Linked DNA regions of Homo sapiens: region 1 is linked to region 2. The links are chromatin loops, found by intact Hi-C in ENCODE. Cell type or tissue: PC-3. All regions are shown on one strand. Each heading gives the region's core, and the rest is flanking DNA. Links, peaks and the distances in the headings are about the cores only.

Region 1 (5,367 bases), core at 287-5,286, 93 kb before region 2:
AAAAATACAAAAATTAGCCGGGTGTGGTGGGGCACACCTGCAATCCCAGCTACTCGCGAGGCTGAGGCAGGAGAATTGCTTGAACCTGGGAGGCGGAGGTTGCAGTGAGCCGAGATCGCGCCACTGCACTCCATCCAGCCTGGGTGAAAGAGTGAGACTCTATTGCAAAAAAAAAAAAGAAAAGAAAAAGAAAAAGAAAAGAAAAACCAGAAAAAACACATAAAATGCGCCATTGCACTCTAGCCTGTGTGACAGAGTGAGACTCCATTTCAAAAAAAAAAAAAGGCTGGGCACGGTGGCTCATGCCTGTAATTCCAGCACTTTGGGAGGCTGAGGCGGGTGGATCATGAGGTCAGGAGATCGAGACCATCCTGGCTAACACGGTGAAACCCTGTCTCTACTAAAAATACAAAAACTTAGCCGGGCGTGGTGGCGGATGCCTGTAGTCCCAGCTACTCAGGAGGCTGAGGCAGGAGAATGGTATGAACCCATGAGGCGGAGCTTGCAGTGAGCCGAGATTGCGCCACTGCAGTCCAGCTTGGGTCGCAGAGACAAACAAACAAACAAACAAAAAAACCCAGAAAAAAACCACAAAAAAACCCCCATTAAAATAATTTAAAATTTTAAAATAATGTTTAGTAAAATAATGTTTAATAAAAAATAATGTTTAATGTTTAATGTGAGAAATGCTTATATGGTAAAAAATAAGGAAAAAGGATAATTTAAAAAAGAGTGAGAAGAAAATAGAGTCAGATATTTATCTGATCTTTAGAGAAGAGCACTTTTCTAAGCATACAAACAAAGGAAGAAATAATAAAGAAAAAAAGTGACAAATGTGTTACCTCCCTAAAAACGCGTGCGTAAGAACAAGGGTTTGATCCTCACTGACGGGGTCCCAGGTGCTGACTCGAGTCCAGCAAGCCCCAGAGCCAGAGGCTGAGTGCAAACCACGGAGGTGACCTCCATGGCAAGAGCGGTGTGGCGTGTCCGTCCCGCACAGACAGAAATGCGGTCCAGGGGTGTGGGAGGACCATGAAGGGGTCACGCTGAACGTGCTGCAGGTGCCCACCAAGCAGACAGTCTGCCTTTCGAGGTGTGGTTCAGGGAGTTAGCAGGGCGCTAACCGCTGGCTGCTTCGTTGGGTGCAACATAGACAGAAAAGGGGTCACATTAAACTGGAAAGGCCAGACCTGGCTTGGTTTACTGTGGAGGAAGGGATGCAAAGGCCTAGGGAGATTGGAAGGCTAGGGTAGGTTTGTCACTTAAGACCTCCTCACCCACCAGAAGGTCCAGAAGACAGACCTTTCCCCACACTGGGAACTAGATTAGTGAGTGGGGTAGAAATAGGGACAGATCCCTGGGCTGCTCTTCTCTGAGGGCCACAGACCTCACAGTGGGAGCCACAGCCACTCAGCTGGAAAAGAGTCGCAATGGGAAGAATCGACCCGGGACAGCCGAGCGGTGGCTTTCAGCCGTCAGAGGCGAGGGGGACCTGGGACTGCCAGGAGGTGGCTCTCAGCCGTCAGAGGCGAGGGGGACCTGGGACTGCCAGGAGGTGGCTCTCAGCCGTCAGAGGCAAGGGGGATGCGGGCGCCATCATGAGTAGCAGAGGCAGAACGACAGTCAAGCTGGGCTGACCCCTTAGCCACAGCTCTCCTAGGAGGAAAACAGAAAGCCTGGGAAGATGGTACTGGATCTGCGGGAGGCCAAGGTCGGGGTGTCACCTGAGACCAGGAGTTCAAGACCAGTCTGGGCAATATCGTGAGAACCCCATCTCTAAAAACTAAAAAATTAGCTGGGCTTGGTGGTGCACACCTGTGGTCCCAGCTACTCAGGAGGCTGAGGCAGGAGGATGGCTTAAGCCCAGGTGTTCAAGGCTACAGTGAGCCAAGATTGCATCACTGCACTCCTGCCTGGGCAACAGAGCGAGACCCTGCCTCAAAATCAATCAATCAATCAATAATCATGTTCTCAGCAAATATTTAACTTCCCCGATATATTGTGGGGGAAAAGAGGCTGTAAAACAATCTGTGGTAATAACCAGGAGAACTTAGGAGCACCCGTGGGTGCCCATGCGGGCAGAGATTCACGAACACTGTTCACCCCCATAACCAGCAAGGGTGCTGCTATCCAGAACCCATCGCAGATGAGCAACTGTGCCTGCCCAGGCCAGGCCACGGCACCCAGCAGCCGGGACCCCTCCCCACCTGAAACGATACTGCCACCTGGGGACCCCAGGCCGCTGACATGGGGACGCGCTAGAGCTTTCGAACACGTCTCTGCATCTGGACATGCCCTCGGTGCACGTGTATTGCTTTAAGTTCAGAGACGTCAAATGTCATTTAATGAAAAGACTCCGGCTACATAATTGTCCCCAGGAATGCCCAGGACAATGTCAGGAATCTCCCAGACCTGCACAGAAGGTGGGAAAGATTTTGAAGGATTAAGAGGCTTCTCGGGGGAGGGGGAGGGGGACATTTTTCTTCCACCCACGGACAGTTTTGTGTTTTCTGATTTCTGTAACGAGTGCCACAGCTCTGTATGGAAAACAGCACTGCCTTTGGCGTCCCTCCCAATTCCTGGCACATGAGTCAAGGGCTCCCATAGCGTCACCGTTGAGGGCAGGGCAGCCCCGGGCTCACAAAGTAAAGAAGGAAAGGGCCAGGCCTCACTGCAGGGTCACCCCGAGGCCATAAAATCCTGCACCTTATGCCTTGGGCACCATTTAATACAATTAAACGGTGCAATAAAGGAAGGGAGTAATAAAGAAAGCAAATGTCAGCCAGCGAGGACATCCGGCACAGGCCACACCCCAGGTCCAGCCCCACTAGGGTGGAGTTTGAGGTCCCTGGGAACCCCAGAGTCTATGCACTGCTGTGCCCAGCTAATTTTTTAACATTTCTGCAGAGACAAGGTCTCCCTAGATTGCCCAGGCTGGTCTCGAACTCCTGGCCTCAAGCGGTTTTCCCAATGTGGCCTCTCCAAATGCTGGGATTATAGGTGTGAGCCAGTGGGCCCGGCCACGTGCTCTTATGTAGCTTATCAGAGTGTATGACGCTGCCTGTCCCATTGCTGGGGATGTTAACCTTGAACCCTTGGTTCAGGTGGCGTCTGCCAGGTCTCTGCACTGCAAAGTTACTATTTTGCGACTTTGTAATTAATAAATATCTTAGGGAAGATACTTTGAATTCATGTAAATAACTTGTTTCTCTTCTAACCTCAGCCTATTGACTTTAGCATACCTCTGTAGACAGCTGTTAATCCTGTGGCCTCTGATGGTGATTTTCTATTTACTTCATTTCTTCTGCATTAAGTAACTGGAATTCTATTAAAATAAGCTGTTTCTTCTTATTTGTTTGTGCAGTTATTTACTTCACTATGGGTTTGTAGATACTTATTTTATTATTTGGGTTATAATCCAACATTATCTTTATTTTGTTTCTCAAATTGTTCCAGTGTTGGCCATGGCAGCCCCTTCACAGTGGCTCCTGTGTGCTTTCACCCTATCTGTTTTTGAGCCCTTCCTCACTTTCTGGCACCATAAAATGCTCCAGGTTTATCTTGTAATTTCCTTCCCCAGAGACCCAGCTACTTCTCTAAGGAGTCCTGATTCTTTTAATTGGAAAATGGTATTTAGAAACCAAGATCTGGACATTGGGTGTGGTAGTTACTACTGGGGTGTCATTTTTTTTTGGTAGACCTTCTCAGGGGAGAATACTAGAAAGCATCTGTATATACCCTAATCCATACACACACACATTCACACACACACACACACACACACACACGTGCGCACACACATTTCTACCTATCTCTTCTATCTCTCTATCCGTCTATCATCCATGAAACACATTGTTGTAAGCCCTTGGTTTTTGGGTGCTTTGTTATGCAGCAATAGCTGACTGATACATGCGGCTGGGATTGTGCACACTGTATTTTCAGGCTCTTTGACCAGATGTCTTCCTGGAAGGCACTGGTGGGAGGTGAGGAGAGGAGATTTCTGTTCCTTCACCAGCTTCTTTCAGGGCCCTCCAGCCATAGAGGGGGGTGGCTACTCCAGCCCACCACTTCTTTTGGCACTCCCAATACTGGCTCTGCCACTCCATCCTTTCTCTGTGCTCCTGGGTTCTGGCAGCCCAACCTCTTTCATTTGTTCCCCCAGCCCTGGGAGTGGAAGCTGCTTCCTGCTGTTCACAACGTCAGGTGCCTCGGTGCCCGTCTTCTCTTCCAGCCTCCAGCACCTGTGTAACCAGTTCTCTGTATTAACTTCCTTCTGTTTGAAATAACGAGTGTGGCTTCCTTTTCCTGACTGACTGCACAGTGATGGATGTCAAGTGGACTTTCAAGGTGAGTCTGAGGTACAGAAGCTGGAGATGCACTAGCGGGTGGATGAGGAGACAGACCCTCAGGAGGGAGGGGAACGTGCGGTTTAGCCAAAGCCGCATGTAGGGAAAATCCACCACGTTCCACTCCTACATGGGAAAAGAAGGAAAGCCTCAAATCAATGGTCTCTCTACCGTAAGAAATTAGGAAAGAAAGAGAAGAGCAAATTAAGCCCAACGTGAGCAGGAAAAGCAAAATCATCAATAAAACAACAAAATGAAACACTAGAGAAAAGTCAACAAAACCAAAAGCTGGTTCTTTGAGAAGATCAATTAGACGGATAAACCCCTAGCCAGGCTGGAGAATAAAAGAGAAAACAGACAAATTACCAATGTTAGGAACAAGACAGGTGACGCCACTGTGGATTCTACACATATTACAAAGATAATAGGGGGACATCATGAACTACTTCAAGTCGAAACATTTGGCAGCCCGGATGAAAAGGACAAACTCCTTGGACACAGGATGAATCGAAGATCACTTGGGCAGAAATAACTTGAATGGCCCTATATGTTAAAGGAATTGAATTGTAAATAAAACACAACAAAGCCTTCCTGCAAAGAAAACCCCAGGCCCAGATGGTTTCACTGGTGAATTCTACCAAAGATTTAAGAAAGAAGTATGTCAACTCTGCACAAACCCTTCCAACAATAACTGAAAAGAGAGGAACACCTTCAACTCTTCCTCTGAGGCCAGTATTACCCCGATTTCAAAACCACATAAAAACATTATAAGAAGACTATGAACCTTTCCTTTGAAAGCAGTCTTTAGATACAAGCTTTATCTGACACATTAACATGTTAGACTGCTTTCAAATGAAAGACTGTGTATCAAATGAAAGAAGGGGCTTATGAAGGTGTTGGAAATGAGATCATCGGGAAAAGAGTGTGGGAAGGGGCTTTCCTATCCCTCTTATTTACAACCCAACTTAATAAACACACGGTATACTATTTCCTGCTATTCTTTGTCCTATGTTTCCTGGTT
Region 2 (5,367 bases), core at 187-5,186:
GCCCCCAGTGGTCCCAAGTCTAGGAGGAGGGTGGGGCGGGCTGGCACTGAGCTCACCTCTGGACCCAGCATGCCTGGGCACTGTGGAGATGCATGGCTGGGTTCCTCCTAGGGGACCTAGCATGCCTGGACGCTGTGGGGGTGCATGGCTGGGTTCCTCCTAGGGCAGCAGGGCTCTGAGCAGCGGGCTTTAAATGAGCCATTTAACAGATGGTACAGGAGGGTAATGCACGGGCTCAGGGCCCCACAGCGGGAGCTGCTGGAGTCCTACGCCACCCCCCGCCTGGAAGGGAAGATGTCTGCTCCACAGAGCCCTGGGGTCTCCTGTGGGCAGGGTGTGTGGAGCTGCCCTCCCCTGGTCTCCCCAGGACAGACCCCCACCCTCCACCCCAGGTGCCTTAGGGTAGGCGTGGCCTCCCCAGGTCCTGCCAGCCAGAGCCAGGCTGACCCCAGCGGCCCTGCAGGTCACCTCCTAGGGGCTGTGCCCGGAAACTGGGATGGAAGCGACAGGCTGGGGGCAGAGTGTGAGCCCAGCCCAGGGCTTGCGATGTTGAAACCAGTGCTTCCCTCCCCTGCTCACCTGGCCAGTAACCACCGGGCTGGGGTGTCCTGGCTGGGCTCAGGCCGGGCTGGGGGCCTCTCCTGATGCTGCTGGAGGGCAGACTGGGCCAGGTGCCCCCAACAGTGTGCGCTCGGCCTGGTGGGGCTGAGAAACCTGGAACATACACACCTGTGGGGGTGTCTAAGGGGCTCCCAGGGAGTTCTGGGGGGTCCTGGGGAGCAGGACCCTCTTCACTCCCTCCTCCAGGGGAAGTGGCCCTGGGGCACCCCAGGCTGTTCCCCCAGCTCTGTGGGGCCGAAGCCATCCACAGGGGGCTTTCCCCACCGGATGTGGTGCGGGCCGTGGTTAATCTCACTTGAGTTAGTCACCCAGGACAAACAGCTAACCGACACAATTCCTCCCAAGTCCAGGGGGCCGGAGGCGGGGTCAGCACCTGGCGGCAGGAGACAGTGCTGCCCTGGGATGTGGCCGGGCCTCCCTCCATTCCCAATCCTGTTGTCTCTGTGGCAATACCTGGCTGGGAGCTCCTATCAGGCCCGTGACCCCCGCCCTTTCTCCAGTGCCCTCCTGTCTGCATTCACCTGTCAGATCCCGAGGAGAGAGGGGCACTGGCGGCCGCCCAGGACCAGAGCTGTGGGGCCTCCCGCACCAGAGTGCAGTGAAGGTTTGTGGGCTGCGGTCCCGGCGGAGCCCACGTGCCACCCCCATGCACAGCTTTCCTCCTGCACATCCCACAGAAGCAAAAGCTCCCACCTGCCCGGCACTGTCCCCGCCCTGGGGACCCTCCTGCAAACACTTTCCAGATGACAGGCAGCTGCTGGTCCCAGGCACACACCTTCCCTGAAGGTGCCTCTCACCTGAGGGTGCAGGTTCAAGTCAGGAGGGTGGACTCCTGCCCGGTGGGGTCATCACCCTTCTCAGGGGCTGAGGCAGGGTCTGCTTTAGGGGTTGCGCCTGCTTTTCAGACACCGGCCCCCAGGCCCCTGCTGCAGCCCCACCCGGACCGCATGCGCAGCCGTGCCCGCTAAGTGGTCGGCGCTGCGGGCAGGGTGGCCGGGGCATCAGGGTTCCGAGATGCAAGTGCTGGGCTTGGCTACCACGGGGGGTCGGGAGCTCACGGGGGAAGAGTGATCCTGATTTTGAGGCCAAGTCGCTGGTCTTACACCTGTCCTGGCTGCCGGTCTCAGAGCTGACACCGGCCCCAGGCTGGGGGAAGGTATCCAGCCGGCCTGGCCAGGGCCCCTGCTGGGAGGCAGCAGGAGGAGTTATTGTGCTGGATGGGGGTTGGGAGCTGAGGGGACTGGAGATGGCATGGAGCCCTCCGGTGGGTGGGACTCCCGGGCATATGCTGAGAGCTTTAGGCCTCAGGGAGGGTTCCCAGGAGGCAGGTGGCTGCGCCACGGCTCGGCCAGCCCTGCCTGCACCCTCTGAGAGCCCCCAGCAAGGCTGCAGTGACCACCTCAGATTCCCCTCTGAGGCCTGTGGCGTGGCCGGGACCTCACTGCCCCTGGGGACACACAGAAAATGCCCACAGGGCTCAGAAACAAGGCCCAGTGGGTTTTCTGGAAAGTTCTGGGTGTGTGGAGCCTGGGGCTGTAGGCTCTGGAACTGTAGGCACTGGCTTCAGGCCTCCTGAGGCCTCGGCCTGGTGGGGTTTTCATGGGACCAGGTGGTCAGCCCGTGGCCCATGCCCAGGGGTTTTGGGTGCCTGAGCCCAGGCCCCAAGAGGAAGCCCAGCACAGCCAGGGGTCACCAACACTGGTGGGGGGAAGTCACCCCAGCTGGACCCCAGCAGCGGCCCTGGGTGACGTCTGGCTGAGGGAGGAGAAAGCTGTGGCTGGGGCGGCAAGGCCTGGGTGGCCAGTTGGCCAGGTGCCCCGGGGCTTGGCCCAGCCTCAGACACGCAGGGGGCACTCCCCTCTGAGGGCCACGCTGGTGACTCAGACTGTTCAGAGGTCACGGTATGGACTGGGCCAGTGACTCAGGCCTGTCCTCTGTTGGGGGCTGGACACTGACTCACCCACTGCCTCCTGTCTATCTGAGGGCGTAAGGAGGGCAGGCCTTCAGGCACTCACATGCGGCCCTGGCCAGGGTCCCGGTCACACCTGCAGACCCTCAAGCCCTTCCCTATGCCCCACTGACATAACCACCTGGCCCTGGGATCTGGTCCCACCGCGGGGCCCATTGTCCACTACCAGGACCCTCCTCTGCCTTCATCAGCACCAGGCGACCTGGTGTCCACTCCTGGGCCAGGGCAGGGGAACCCTGGCTACACCTGGTCGAGTCAGACCTCCTGAAGCACCAGTGGCTGGGGTGGTCCACCCTAACCCTGTCAGCCGCTCAGCCTTAAATGTGATCACTCGCTCAGTCAGTCGCCACCCACTCACTCACTCACCCACTCACTTATTCACTCACTCACCCACTCACTTATTCACCCATTCACTCATTCATTCACCCATTCACTCACTCACTTATTCACTCACTCTCTCACTCATTCATTAATTCGCCCATTCACTCACACTTTCACTCACTCACTTATTCACTCATACACTCATTCACTTATTTACTCACTCATTCACTCACTCATTAATTCACCCATTCACTCACTCACTTATTCACTCATAGACTCATACACTCACTCATTCACTCACGCATCCACTCATTCACTCACTCATTTACCCACTCACTCACTCACCCACTCACTTATTCACTCACTCACCCACTCACTTATTCACCCATTCACTCATTCATTCACCCATTCACTCACTCACTTATTCACTCACTCTCTCACTCATTCATTAATTCGCCCATTCACTCACACTTTCACTCACTCACTTATTCACTCATACACTCATTCACTTATTTACTCACTCATTCACTCACTCATTAATTCACCCATTCACTCACTCACTTATTCACTCATAGACTCATACACTCACTCATTCACTCACGCATCCACTCATTCACTCACTCATTTACCCACTCATTCACTCATTCACTCACTCACTCATTTATTCACCCATTCACTCACTCATTCATTCACTCACTCACTGACTCATTGACTCATTCCCTCACTCATTCACCCATTCACTTACTCATTCACTCACCCATTTATTCACTCACTCACTCATTTACTCATTCATTCACCCATTCACTCACTCACTGACTCATTGACTCATTCACTCATTCACCCATTCACTTACTCACTCACTCATTTACTCACTCATTCATTCATTGACTCATTAACTCATTCACTCTCTCATTCACTCACTCACTGACTCATTAACTCATTCACTCTCTCATGCATCCACTCATTCACTCACTCACTGACTCACTCATTCACTCACTCATTGACTCACTCATTTGGTTATTCACTCATTCACTCACTCACTGACTCATTCACTCACTCATTCACTGCTCACTTATTCACTCTTTCACTATCTCTTTCATTCACATTCATTCATTAACTCAGTCACTCACTCATTCACTCTCACTCATTCACTTACTCATTCACTCATTCACTCATCTATTCATTCACTCATTCACTCACTCATTCATTCACCCATTCACTCATTCATTCACCCATTCACTCACTCACTTATTCACTCATAGACTCATACACTCACTCACTCATTGACTCACTCACTCATTCACTCATGCATCCACTCATTCACTCACTCATTTACTCACTCACTCACTCATTCATTCACCCATTCACTCAATCATTCATTCACTCACTCACTGACTCATTGACTCATTCCCTCACTCATTCACCCATTCACTTATTCATTCACTCACCCATTTATTCACTCACTCACTCATTTACTCATTCATTCACCCATTCACTCACTCATTCACTCACTCACTAACTCATTGACTCATTCACTCACTCATTCCCCCTTCACTTACTCACTAACTTATTTACTCACTCATTCACTCACTCATTCATTGACTCATTAACTCATTCACTCTTTCACTCACTCACTGACTCATTCACTCATTCACTCACTCATTCACTCACTCACCCACTCATTGACTCACTCATTCACTTATTCACTCATTCACTCACTCACTGACTCATTCACTCATTCACTGCTTGCTTATTCACTCTTTCACTATCTCTCTCATTCACATTTATTCATTAACTCAGTCACTCACTCATTCACTCTCTCATTCACTTACTCATTTACTCACTCATTTACTCATTCACTCTCTCATTCACTTACTCATTTACTCACTCATTTACTCACTCACTCACCTGTTCACTCACTCGCTCACTCATTCACATTCATTTTAACTCACTCATTTACTCATAGACTCACTCATTTATCCACTTACTTATTCATTACCTCATTCATTCACTCACTCAATCATTTTCCCTTTCCCCACACTCCTGCCACATGTGAAGTGCTCTTTCTCTAGGCACCTGGGCTAAGACAGGACATGGGGAGGGAAAGGCACAGAAATGGAGAAGTAGGCAATCATAAAGAGCTTGGGACGGGTCCCTAGAGAGCTGGAAGCAAGTGCTCAGAACAGCCTTGAGGCACCTCTTCAACCCTAACCCCTCTGCAGCAGGACAAAGGGCCCAGCCCAGCCTCTCCCTTTCCTGCCATTCCTCCCATGGGAGACCTTCTGGTTGGACGCTCCACATGGGCAGTGGAGCAGCCGACCTTGGCTGGGGAGTGTGTGGCTGCCTGGGAGGGAGAGTCTAGCCACAGTGTCCAGCCACACACCTGTGGTCTGGGCAAGTGTTCATCACACAACAGCACCTTCTCAGCCAGAGCCCTTCAGGCCAAAGACTCACTG

The links. Hi-C counts contacts between places; a loop is a spot of excess contacts. Peaks named below come from ENCODE experiments on the same cell type or tissue, not always from the same donor. Only the 100,000 strongest peaks of a DNase experiment are listed, where the experiment ranks them.
Region 1: a loop joins it to region 2, with 8 times the contacts of the local background. A loop is called at or near these places in 1 of 110 quality-filtered maps.

What each region holds. Positions count from the first base shown.
Region 1 is chr11:1,058,405-1,063,771 of GRCh38, forward strand. It overlaps LOC107987157 (a long non-coding RNA gene), which reads right to left. Exons shown (of 5, transcript XR_007062544.1): 4 at 4,713-5,367; 5 at 1,928-4,472. Among named protein-coding and RNA genes, the nearest start is that of LINC02688, 11 kb to the left of the region's middle. RefSeq lists an enhancer at 2,039-3,238. In PC-3, for the core only: no CTCF peak of the experiment used is centred there; a DNase peak (open chromatin) is centred at 2,617; H3K27ac peaks cover 4,540 bases.
Region 2 is chr11:1,151,612-1,156,978 of GRCh38, forward strand. No RefSeq gene overlaps it. Among named protein-coding and RNA genes, the nearest start is that of MUC5AC, 3.7 kb to the right of the region's middle. RefSeq lists an enhancer at 143-896. In PC-3, for the core only: no CTCF peak of the experiment used is centred there; DNase peaks (open chromatin) are centred at 940 and 2,510; H3K27ac peaks cover 3,718 bases.